Regions from separate parts of the Homo sapiens genome. Here regions 1 and 2 are each linked to region 3. A link is a contact called in ENCODE Hi-C or POLR2A ChIA-PET data. All regions are on one chromosome and are shown on one strand. Each heading gives the region's core, a stretch centred on a gene start or an enhancer-like site at or near the end of the contact. The rest is flanking DNA. Distances are from core to core; before and after follow the strand shown.

Evidence for each region. A loop is a pair of places that touch in the nucleus more often than their neighbours do. ChIA-PET counts read pairs that join two places held with the same protein, here RNA polymerase II (POLR2A). Pooled maps may share reads with other maps.
Region 1: a map of PC-9 shows a loop between it and region 3 (11-fold over the local background). The contact joins the promoter of ZNF341 here to the enhancer-like site in region 3. A Hi-C loop is called at or near these places in 3 of 168 maps with a recorded cell type or tissue (Caco-2, Calu3 and PC-9) and 7 of 50 pooled maps. POLR2A ChIA-PET finds 5 or more read pairs at or near these places in 5 of 52 experiments (MCF 10A, PC-9, RWPE1 and 2 more).
Region 2: a pooled map shows a loop between it and region 3 (2.6-fold over the local background). The contact joins two enhancer-like sites. A Hi-C loop is called at or near these places in 1 of 37 single-sample maps with no recorded cell type and 3 of 50 pooled maps. POLR2A ChIA-PET finds 5 or more read pairs at or near these places in 4 of 52 experiments (Caco-2, GM12878, OCI-LY7 and 1 more).

The regions. Positions count from the first base shown.
Region 1 is chr20:33,730,579-33,734,788 of GRCh38, forward strand. ZNF341 (zinc finger protein 341) reads left to right here and starts at 1,418. Exons shown (of 15, transcript NM_001282933.2): 1 at 1,418-1,474. The coding sequence starts at 1,444. LOC124904890 (a long non-coding RNA gene) reads right to left here and starts at 1,405. Exons shown (of 2, transcript XR_007067569.1): 1 at 1,068-1,405. RefSeq lists enhancers at 989-1,048, 1,059-1,118, 2,787-3,490, 3,449-3,528 and a silencer at 1,229-1,938.
Region 2 is chr20:33,776,661-33,780,609 of GRCh38, forward strand. The region is part of intron 10 of ZNF341 (zinc finger protein 341); the gene reads left to right. Among named protein-coding and RNA genes, the nearest start is that of ZNF341-AS1, 32 kb to the right of the region's middle. RefSeq lists a silencer at 1,938-1,987 and enhancers at 2,078-2,367, 2,403-2,697. Within about 2 kb of position 1,516, at least 11 of the 41 ENCODE cell types and tissues checked have a DNase peak (open chromatin) inside an H3K27ac peak, as active enhancers do; they include OCI-LY7, where a contact is called at or near this core.
Region 3 is chr20:33,907,895-33,911,661 of GRCh38, forward strand. It overlaps the pseudogene TPM3P2. Among named protein-coding and RNA genes, the nearest start is that of RALY, 84 kb to the right of the region's middle. RefSeq lists an enhancer at 1-434. Within about 2 kb of position 1,702, at least 6 of the 41 ENCODE cell types and tissues checked have a DNase peak (open chromatin) inside an H3K27ac peak, as active enhancers do; they include OCI-LY7 and PC-9, where a contact is called at or near this core.

The DNA of each region.
Region 1 (4,210 bases), core at 168-2,667, 180 kb before region 3:
ACAGGTGTGAACCACTGTGGCCGGCATACACATTGTAATTAAATAACCTTTAAGATTTAATGTCGGTCTTTTTTTTTTTTTTTGAGACAGAGTCTTGCTCTGTCGCTAGGCTGGAGTCTGTGGCACGATCTCGGCTCACTGCAACCTCTGACTCCCTGGTTCAAGCAATTCTCCTGCCTCAGCCTCCCAAGTAACTGGGATTACAGGCACGTGCCACCATGCCCAGATAATTTTTATATTTTTAGTAGAGACGGGGTTTCACTAGGTTGGCCAGGATGGTCTCGAACTCCTGACCTCGTGATCCGCCTGCCTCGGCCTCCCAAAGTGCTGGGATTACAGGCATGAGCCGCCGCGCCTGGCCTAATGTCGGTCTTTCTTCCCACCTCTAACTCCATGGGAAAGGACCACCATGTCTCTAGAGCTATTACGGGACTTGGTGCATAGCAGGCCGTTAATAAGCAGTTGATGGAGGATGAATGAAGATGAGAGGGGTCTGTGTGTGTAGGGGAAGTCCCAGTGAGGAGCACCTCTCATTCTGTGAGACCTGGATAGGACCCCTCGGAGGCTGGGCTAGGAGTGGCTGGGGTGGGTGTTGGGGGTTTATGTGACAGAAATGGGGTCCCAACAAGCAGGGATGGAGGGTGAAGAGATGGAGTTACTTAAGAGATAATGGGATCCCCAGCACGGAGACCCACGCCTGTAATCCCAGTGCTTTGGGAGGCCGAGACGTGAGGATCGCTGGAGGCCAGAAGTTGACACCAGCCTGGACAAAATAGTGAGACCCTGATCTCTACAAAAAAATAAAAATAAAAATTAGTAGGACATGGTGGCGTGTGCCGGTAGTCCCCGCTACTCTGGAGGCTGAGGCGGGCTCCCAACAGGCAGAGTTGAGCAGGGTAGTAGGGGCGGGAAGTCTCTAATAGGGGATGAGGGATGGGAATCTATGTTGTACAGCCTGGAGATCCCTGTGACAGTTGGGTGGTCTGGGTGAGATGGGATAGGGGTCATGGTTTGTTGCAGAGTCGGGGTATACTGTGCTCAGCGGAAATGGGGTCCGTGCAGCAGACCTGGAGGACTCACGTGCTGTGGGAATGGGGGATTCTGTGTCAGAGCTGGGGGGTCGGGTCCGGTGAGATGGGGATGCGGATTTAGATAATAGGGATGGGAAGTTCCGCGTGTGCGGCGGATATAAGGTCGGTGTAGACTTGGTCGTTCAAGTGAGGCGGGGTCCACACTCGGTGGCCCGGTGACTGGGTTATCGAGTGGAGCCAGGGCAGCCCAGAGATGCTGGGGTCCCGCGAGCCTAGGTTGGGTTTCCAGGGCTGGGGGCTCGGCGGCGGCTCCTGGGCGCCCCCTGGCGGCCCCGACTCAACCGCCACGGCTCCCACAATGCTCGCGTAGCCGGGCTTCGGTTCCTGTGGCGGCGACGGCGGCGGCTCCAAGATGGCGCAGGCGATCTTTGAGGCCCTGGAGGGTGAGCGGCGGCGGGGCCGGCGGAGGCGGCTGTTCCGCGCTGCGCCCCCTCCCGCCGCGCCCTCGCAGCGCCCGGCCTAGGGCGCGCAGCGGCCGCGGGGCGGAGGGCGCCGGGGCTGGAACAGCCGCGGGGCGGGAGGGGCGCGGGCGGGAACAGCGCGGGAGCCGAGGCCCGGCGGGGGAGCTCCGGGGCCGGAACAGCCGGGGAGAGCCAGGCCGGCGGGGAGGGGGCTCGGGTCCGGAACAGCGCCAGCCTGGGCGGCCTTGGGCGGGCGCGGGAGGGGCTCCCTGCAGGGAACTGCGCGGGAGGCGACGGCGGGGCGGTCTGGAACAGCCGCGGCCAGGGAGGCGGCTTGGCGGCGCGCGGGGCCCGGGACGGGGGTGCGGTCGCAGCTGCGGGCAGGAGGGCCTCGGCGGCCTGACCACGAAGAACTTCTGCGGAGCGGACTGTATGCCTCGTGCTAGGACGTAGTCTCAAAATCAGACCACAGCAGCAGAGGCGCCACCTGTGTGCACAGCCTGGACTCAGAGCTTAGGGACCCAAGCCAGCAAACACCTGGCGCCTGCAGTGCGCACCGTGGCCGGTGCAGTTTTACAAATTAAACTGACACCGTGGGTGCTGGCGCGGTGTGCCCGGCCGGGACGCGGTGTTCCCAGACCCAGGCCAGCAAACGCTGGGTGCCGACAGACTGTTCCGTGCTCTGCAAGAACCTGGGATGGGGTTGGTGCTCAGGCTCAAAACTGTGGGCTTTGGAGACAGCAAACACTGAGCACCTCCATGTGTGCATCTGCTGGGCGTCGGGGAGGAAGGGCAGCCTTAGCGACTCGGGGCCATGGCGCAGAATAGATATTGTGGGAAATACAGACCAAGAATGGTCTTGGAGGAGTGGGATGAGATGAGTATACAGATAGGGTGCAAACTCGAAGTACTGGACTGGCGGGATGAAGCTGAAGCTTTGAGTCCTGCAGCTTCCTAGGAGATCTCAGCCACTCCCTGCACTTTTTAATTTTTTGAGACGGAGTCTCACTCTGTCGCCCAGGCTGGAGTGCAGTGGCGCGATCTCGGCTCACTGCAACCTCCCCCTCCCAGGTTTGAGCGATTCTCGTGCCTCCGCCTCCTGAGTAGCTGGGACTATAGGCGTGCACCACCACACCCGGCTAATTTCCTTTTTTTTTTTTTTTTTTGAGACAGAGTCTTGCTCTGTTGCCCAGGCTGGAGTGCAGTGGAGCGATCTCGGCTCACTGCAACCTCCGCTTCCCGGGGTTCACGCCATTCTTCTGCTTCTTCTGCCTCAGCCTCGAGAGCAGCTGAGACTACAGGCATCCGCCACCACGCCCGGCTAATTTTTTTTTTTTTTTGTATTTTAAGTAGAGACGGGGTTTCACCGTGTTAGCGAGCATGGACTCGATCTCGTGACCTCGTGATCCGCCCGCCTTGGCCTCCCAAAGTGCTGGGATTACAGGCGTGAGCCACCGCGCCCGGCCATTTTTTTGTATTTTTAATAGAGACGGAGTTTCACCATGTTGGCCAGATTGGTCTTGAACTCCTGGCCTCAAGTGATCTGCCCGCCTCAGCCTCCCAAAGTGCTGGGATTACAGGCGTGAGCGACTGCTCCAGGACTCCCTTCACTTCTTGAAGGATCACAATTCGCACCAGGAAATGGGGGGCGGGGTAGCCCTGTCTCCATCTAGTGGGGTTCCGATTCAAAGACTGACTGAGACAGACACTCCCTGTAGTTTCTGCCCTGCAGTCTGGTAGAGGAGAGAAATTATAAAACAAGCAATTATAGAAATTATAGAATTATGGAAAAGGTCATGTAGAATAAGATGACCTCAGCTGGCCATTCCTACTGTGAATAACATAAGCAGGAGGTGGTGGATCAGGAAGGCCGAGGTCAGTGGTAGTTCCCTCCCAGAGGCCAATAGAATGGGGTGAGGCTTACTTTCTCTTTAGGCTGTTTGGACTTCCTCATTGTTTGAATATTTACTGCAAGAATGTGTTTGTGTATTGAGTAATGAAGACAGTTAAAGAGAAATCAGTTCCTAGGACAGTGGGATGCATGTTGGGTGAAGAAAGGGCAGCAGGACTGTGGAGATCTAGGGGAGGAGGGCAGGAGAATGGCCCAGGCAGCAGGAACTGCATTTTCAAAGCCCTGGGGAGAAAGGTCTCCTGGGATTCACAGAAGCTGGGTGTGGGTGAACTGCTAGAGATGGGGTTTGATGGAGCAGCTAAACTTTATCTTGGGATCAGTGTGGAGCTAACAAAAGGTTTTCAGCAGGGGAGCAGCACAATGTGATGTATGTTTTATAAAGTTCACCCTAGCTGCTCTGGAACAGACTGGAGGGGGCCAGAGTGGCAGTGGGGGGTCGGGGTGGAGGCTGCTGAGGTTGTACAGCAGAGAACTGGGCTGGTAAACAACTGTGGGGATGGAAAGACAGTTTATTTGAGATGTATTGGGGAGACAGAATAGGCTAGACTTGCAGAAGAACCAGAAATGGGGAGTGGGGAGGGGGAGCAGTGGGTTGAGGGAAGACCCAAGTGGTGCCGCCCCAGAGGGTGCCCTGGTGCCCTGTTCTCCTTGATGAGGATTACTGGAAGAACAAACTTTGGGGTGGAGGATGACATTTAATTCAAGTTCAGTTTTACACAGGCTGCCTTTTTTTTGTTTTTGAGACAGCATCTCACACTGTCTCCCAGGCTGAAGTGCAGTGGTGCAATCTTGGCTCAATGCAGCCT
Region 2 (3,949 bases), core at 266-2,765, 130 kb before region 3:
TAGGCGTGAGCCACACACCTGGCCAATTTTTATTTTTTTAGAGACAGAGTCTCACTGTGTTGTCCAGTCTAGAGTGCATCAGCTATTCACAGGTGTGGTCGCCTTGCCTCAGCCTCCCCAGTAGCTAGGACTACAGGCAGGCGCCATCACTCCTAGGTAAATTTGTTTGTTTGTTTGTTTGTAGAGACAGGGTCTTACTGTGTTGCCCAGGCTGGTCTTGAACTCCTGGCCTCAAGTGATCCTCCTGCCTGGCCTTCCCAAAGTGCTGGGATTACAGGCGTAAGCCATCACACCTGGCCTGTATTTCCTAAAAACAAGGATAACCTCTTCCATAAGGGCAATATACTATAGTTACCAAAATCAGGAAGTTGGGCTCTGTGCGGTGGCTCATGCCTGTAATCCCAGCACTTTGGGAGGCTGAGGTAGACAGATTGCTTGAGCCCAGAAGTTTGAGACCAACCTGGACTACGTGGCAAAACCCCGTCTTTACCAAAAAAAAAAAAAAAAAAAAAAAGAGGTGGGTATGGTAGCATATGCCTGTGGTCTCAGCTGCTCAGGAGGCTGAGGCAGAAGAATTGCTTTAGCCCGGGAGGTACAGGTTGCAGTGAGCTGAGATCGCACCACTGCACTCCCGCCTGAAGGACAGAGTGAGACCCTATCTCAAAAAAAAAAAAAAAAAAAAAAAAAAATCAGGCCAGGTGCGGTGGCTCACACCTGTAATCCCAACACTTTGGGAGGCTGAGGTGGGCGGATCACCTGAAGTCAGGAGTTCGAGACCAGCCTGGCCAACATGGCGAAATGCCGTATCTACTAAATTATAAAAATTAGCTGGGTGTGGTGGCGGGCACCTGTATTCCCAGTTACTTGGGAGGCTGAGGCAGGAGAATCCCTTGAACCTGGGAGACGGAAGTTGCAGTGAGCCGAGATCGGGCCACTGCACTCCAGCCTGGGTGACAGAGCGAGACTCTTGTCTCAAAAAAAAAAAAAAAGAAGAAAAAGAAATCAGGAAGTTAATATCAGTACAATTCTATTATCTAATTACAGGCCTTACTCAGAATTTTCCAATTGTTCCAATAACATGCTTTAGAGAAAAAGAAAAAAAAGGTTTTTTTGAACCAGAATCACATGTTGAATTCAGTTGTCATGTCTCTCTCGTCTCTCTTGTGTCCTATAAGCTGGAACAGTTCCTCCTTCTGTCTTTGTCTTCGAGACCTTGATATTTCTGAAGAGTATAGACAGGTTATTCTGTAGAATGTCCTCAGTTTGGGTTTGCCTGATTTTACCCTATGATTAAATTCAGGTCATGCACTTTTGTCAGGAATGTCACAACAAATACTGTGTCCTCCTCCGTGTGTCATATCAGGAGGCATGTGATGTTGATTTGCTCTATTACTGGTGATGTTACCTTGGATGACTTAATTCAGGTGCTGTTTCTGGCAGGAGATTTTAATTTTCCTGGCTATTGGTAAACAATCTCTGACACAAATCTATGTCTCCCCCAAACCCAGCCCCTGAAGCATGTGAGATTCTGTCCTTTCCCATCTCACCAGCTAGTTAAGTCTCTGCCCTCCTGGTACCTCTGCTCCCACCCCACCTTCCCTTTCTTGCTGCCTGGAGGCATTTAGTATGTGGCTTCTTTCTTTTTCTTTTCTTTTTTTATTTTTTTTGAGACAGAGTCTCTCTCCGTCACCCAGGCTGAAGTGCAGTGGCATGATCTTGGCTCACCGCAACCTCTGCCCTCCTGGGTTCAAGTGATTCTTGTGCCTCAGCCTCCTGAGTAGCTGGGATTACAGGTGTGAGCCACCACACCTGGCTAATTTTTGTATTTTTAGTAAAGACGGCATTTCTCCATGTTGGCCAGGTTGGTCTCGAACTCCTGACCTTAAGTGATCCGCCCACCTCGGCCTCCCAAAGTGCTGGGATTACAGGCATGAGCCACCGCGCCTGGCTAGTGTGTGGTTTCAGAGTGCGCCTGGCTAGTGTGTAGTTTCAGAGTGCGGTCTATGGGGCTCCCCTGGGCCCTTCGCAGGTGCAGCCTGCCTGGGGTTTCCCACAGGCAGTACTCTACACAGCCTGCCTTTTGGTTTTTGCTTTGAATTGTTCACCTACCTGTGACATTCCTCACTGATAACTCATTGTAAATAGGTCAATATGCTGGCAAATGTTTTCTTTTTTCTTTTCTTTTTTTGTCTGATAATACCCTTTCTTCCTTAGCTGGCACATGTTTTCATGATGGGGAGATGGTGGTGTCTTTTCTCCCTTCAGAGTGGTTGGTGGCCTGAGACTGCTGTTGTGAGGACATGTTTATGAGCTGTTTGGCACAGTTGTGTTTTTTGACTCTGTATTAGGCCATTCTTGCACTGCTATAAAGAAATACCTGAGACTGGGTAATTTATAAGAAAAGAGGCTTATTTGACTCACGGTTCAGCAGGCTGTACAGGAAGCATAGTGTCTGAGCTAGCAGATCTGCCACTGGGGAGGCCTCAGGAGGCTTTTACTCATGGCAGGAGGAGAAGGGGAAGTAGACATGTCACATGGCCAGAGCAGGAGCCAGATAGAGAGAGAGGGAGGCGCCATACACTTTTAAACAGCTAGATCTCATGAGAACTCACTCACTATCCTGAGGACTGCACCAAGGGGATGGTCCTAAACCATTCATGAGAAATCCACCCCCATGATCCAATCACCTCCCACCAGAACTCACCTCCAGCACTGGGGATTATAGTTCAACATGAGATTTAGGTGGGGACACAGATACAAACTATGTCAGACTCTGTGACAATCTCCCTTTTTTTTTTTTTTTTTTTTGAGATGGAGTCTCACTGTGTCGCCCAGGCTGGAGTGCAGTAGCGTGATCTCAGCTCACTGCATCCTGCATCTCCCAGGTTCAAGTGATTCTCCTGCCTCAGCCTCCTGAGTAGCTGGGGTTACAGGCAGGTGCCACCACGCCTGGCTAATGTTTGTATTTTTAGTAGAGACAGGGTTTCACCGTATTGGCCAGGCTGGTCTTGAACTCCTGACCTCAGGTGATCTGCCCACCTCAGCCTCCCAAAGTGCTGGGATTACAGGCATGAGGCACTGCATCCAGCCATGTGACAATTGTAAGAATGAGTGACAGGCAGGTCTGTTTGGGACTCACACCCCATATTTTGAATGAGGAGGCCCAGCAGGTCAGAAATGGGAAGGCGCTGGGCTTGGATCCCCATCTGTCTGACTCTTTAATGTAACAAGTTCTCACTGGTGCTGGGAGCAGCTTGTGAATGGGCAAGATGTGGTATCTGGAACAGGGACCACTTGCTAGTGGAGGAGACAGACAATAACCAAGTAAGCAAATAATAAATAATTCCAGGTAAGAAGTGGTAAGAAGAAAATAAAACTGAGTGATGTAATAGGGAGTGACTGGGAGTGCATCGTGGGGGGCAACTTGAGACAGGGTGGCCAGGAGGGCCTCTTTGGGGAGGTGACATTTGAGCTGAGATATGAAGGATGAGAAGGCACTGCCTGGGGAAGACTTGGGGAAGAGTGTTCCGGGGAACAGGAACAGCCAGTGCCAAGGCCCTGAGGTGGGAATGAGCCTGGTGTGTTCAAGGTAGGTCAAGGAGGCCAGGGTGGCCAGAGCAGAGTGAGTGAGGTGGAGAAAGGAGAAGGATGAGGTCTGAGAGGTGGGAGTGGGTCAGACCACAGGGCCTTGTAGGCCAAGGTGGGAGGTGGGTTAAGCAATGGTGTGGCATGGTCTGACTTACTTTTTTTTTTTGTTTCTTTTTTGAGACAGAGTCTCACTCTGCCGCCCAGGCTGGAGTGCAGTGGTGCGATCTCGGCTCACTGCAACCTCCGCCTCCTGGGTTTAAGTGATTCTCCTGACTCAGTCTCCTGAGTAGCTGGGATTACAGGTCCACGCTACCACGCCTGGCTAATTTTTGTATTTTTAGTAGAGAGACGGGGTTTCATC
Region 3 (3,767 bases), core at 452-2,951:
GTACACTCTTTCCATGAGTGCAACTTTTAGAACATAAACAGGGGGCTATGGTCTCAAGTTAACTGCCTTCATGTCTGGGGTAAAGAGCCACATGCTGCCACCTTTAACTCTGTTTCATTCCCTGGAACCTCATGTGGCCGAGAGGTCAGCATTAAGTTAGGATAAGCTCCCGGGATCCCCAAGCCTGTCTCCAGGAAATACTTTAGACCCTCTCACCTCATTCCCACTTCATCCCTTTGGATCCAACTACTGATAAGACTTCGTGCCCCTGATCTCCTGTTTCCTGCAGGAGCTGGGGGCAGGGCCCACCTTTCCCAGCCCTTTGGGTTTGACCCATGGAGGAGCTTTGGGAGTAAACGTCCGGCGGATGAGCCACAGTTGGTGGAGCGGGCACTGTTGGAGCTCTACCCAGCTGCCCTCGGATCCTCTTAGCATTTCTGTTTGCCCAGGTTCCAGGTGTTTTCATCTGACAGCTTCCATGTGAGATTTTTCTTCAGAGGATTGCCCTTGGGCTCCTGGAGCCACTGGCTGCACAGCACAAGGACCTGGAAGTGCCTGCAGTTTACTTCCCCGCCGGGTGGCCCTTGGCCATAGATGGGCAGATACACAAGAGCATGAGTCCAGCTCCTTTGCCTCCAGGCACAAACCGAGCTGTAATTTACATTCCTCGGCTCCCAGTGGGATCAGATTGAGGCTGGGACGCTATCTGCTAGTGCACTCTTGCTTGGCTTTTTCTCTTTCCTATCTTCTTCCCCCACTCCTGCCAGTTTCTCCTAGGAGCACTTCATAAATCACTTGCCCAGGAATCGTTGTCTTTGGTTTGCTGCTAAGCCAGTCCCCCTGTCCTGGGGATCAGCAGGCTATGGCAAAAGTAATGCCCAGAGGAAAAGCAGGCTGTGAGTGTGCAGCACTTTTGCTAGCTCATGCTTGGGAGGGCCTGGACCAGCATCCTTGCATGCCCTAAATCAACAATGCTCCAGACTTGCAGGTGGTCTGATTTTCAATAGGAAAGTATAACCTATTTTTTATTTTTTACATTTAAAAATTATTTTTAAACTTACTTGGAGATAGTAAGAGTCACTTTTTTTTTTTTTTTGAGACAGGATCTTGCTCTGTTGTCCAGGCTGGAGTGCAATGGCGTGATCACAGCTCACTGCAGCCTTAAGCAATGCTTCCACCTTAGCCTCCTGAGTAGCTGGAGTACCGATGCACACCACCATGCCCGACTAATTTATTTTTTTGTAGCGAAGCAGTCTCATTATTTTGCCCAGGGTGGTCTCGAACTCCTGGGCTCTAGAGATCCCAATCCTCCCACCTCAGCCTCCCAAAATGTTGGGATTAAAGGCAAGAGCCACTTCATGCAGCGGAGAGTCACTCTTTTTGGTGTGTAGTTCTAGGAGTCTTGAAAAATGCATAGAATCAGAAACCACAATCACAATCAAGATATAGAAGCAGATTCTGTCATGTGGCCAGGGCCCTCTGTAACCAAACCTTCCCTTCACCCTGATCCCCTGGCAACCACTGATCTGTTCTTCATCACCATAGTTGTGCCTTTTCCAGAATGCCATATAAATGAAATCACACAGTAGCTTTGGCTTCTTTTAGGTAACACGATACCTTTGAGATTCATCCACATTTTTGCACGTATCCATTGCTGGTCCTTGTGGACGTTTTCAGTAATCAAAATGGAGTCACTTATGTTGACCCCGAACAAAATGGAGCCCATGGGCCTTGAAGGAAGGGCTCTCGTGCACATATGCCTATGACTGGAATGATTGTAAGGACTCTCTGAAAACCACAACAATTTCAAAAATTTCAGATAAGCCTCTTGCACAAGAACACTTGACTAACAATGGCTGCCTTCACCAATGAGTGGATGCCAACTATTGCAGGAGGCCCCTGTAACCAATGGTCCTTGTTTCAAAGCAGCTTTTGTGAACTTTTCCTTTTGTCTATAAAAGGAAACTCCTTTGGATATGCCTGTGGTTCACCAGAGCATGCATATCGCTCCTGCTATTCCCAAATAAACTCTTTGTTTTAAGTAACACAATATATTTGAAGTTTATCCAAGTTTTTGTATGTATCAATTGCTTGTCCTGGAGGGCAACTGTTCTGGAGAGCAGGTCTCTCTCCTGTTTACTTAAGGTAGACATCCTTTTTTTTATTGCTGAATAGGGTTACATTGTATAGCTCGACTACAGTTTAACCATTCCTCAATGGGGAAACATTTGGGGTTTCCAGTTTTTCATGATTATAATTAAAGCTGATATGAACATTTTCATATGTTTTTTGGTTCAACATAGGCTTTTGTTTCACTTGAGTAAATGCCAAAGAGATTTCTGGGTAGTTTGTTAAGTGTATATTTATCTTTGTAAGGAACTGCCAAGTGTTTTCCGGAGAAGTTGAACTATTTGGCCTTCCCACCAGCAATGTGTGAGAGTTCTTATTGCTTGACATCCTCACCAGTGCTGTACAGTCAGGGTTTGTTTGCTTGTTTGTTTGGGTCTTTTTTTGGAGGGACTGGTTCTTAATTTCTTTCTTTCTTTTTTTTTTTTTTTTTTTTTTTTGAGACAGGGTCTTGCTCTATCGCCCAGGCTGGAGGGCAATGGTGCAATCTCGGCTCACTGTAACCTCCGCCTCCCAGGTTTAAGCAATTCTCCTGCCTCAGCCTCCTGAGTAGCTGGGATTACAGGTATGTGCCACCATGCCTGGCCAATTTCTTTGCATTTTGTTTAGTAGAGATGGGGTTTCACCATGTTGGCCAGGCTGGTCTCAAACTCCTGGCCCCAAGTGATCCACTTGCTTTGGCCTCCCAAAGTGCAGAGATTATAGGCATGAGCGATCATGCGTGGCCTGGTTCTTTATTTCAAAAAGACACTCATCAGTCTTCAGTATCAAAACAGTTGCACTATTGATTTCTTTTTCTCCCAGTTGTCGTCAAAGAGGCATCAAAGGAGAGTACATTGTAAGCCAATAAGCTGCAGTTTGTACGCCTAACAGACCTCCTAGAAACTTTACCAAAAAGTGGGGATTAGGTAGGGAAAGAAACTTTAAAAGATCAGCAACCTGCCAGCCTACAGACTGTGGAGAGCTCTCACAGCCAGAGGGGGTAGCCAGGGTGCCAGAAACCCAAAGAAGCAAAGTTTCAAAATAATATGACATTTAAAAAGTTTTGTACACAAGCTATTCAAGATTTCTCACTGACTGATACAAAGCACAATGACATGGCACTTTTAGAGACAGCAGCTTCAAACCCAGAAAAGGGTGATGAGATGAGTTTCATGTGGCTAAATCAGTGGCAAAAACATAATCTTCTTTCTTTCAAGGAGGCAGGAGAGCAATCAAGTGGTCACCTCAATGTAAGGGGCACATGATCCACTCTGTAAGCGGCTGGGAATGGGGTGGAGATGGGACAGAAATTTGGTCTCAGAGGTCTCACCGTCTTAATTTGGTCACTTCTTTTTTTTTTTTTTTTTTGTCCCAGATGGAGTCTTGCTGTGTCGCCCAGGCTGAAGTGCAGTGGCGCGATCTTGGCTCACTGCAACCTCCGCCTCCCAGGTTCAAGTGATTCTCCTGCCTCAGCCTCCTGAATAGCTGGGACTGCAGACGCCCACCACCATGCCTGGCTAATTTTTGTATTTTTAGTAGAGACAGGGTTTCACCATGTTGGCCAGGCTGGTCTTGAACTCCTGACCTCAAGTGATCCGCCTGCCTCAGCCTCCCAAAGTGCTGGGATTACAGGCGTGAGCCACTGCGCCTGGCTTAAT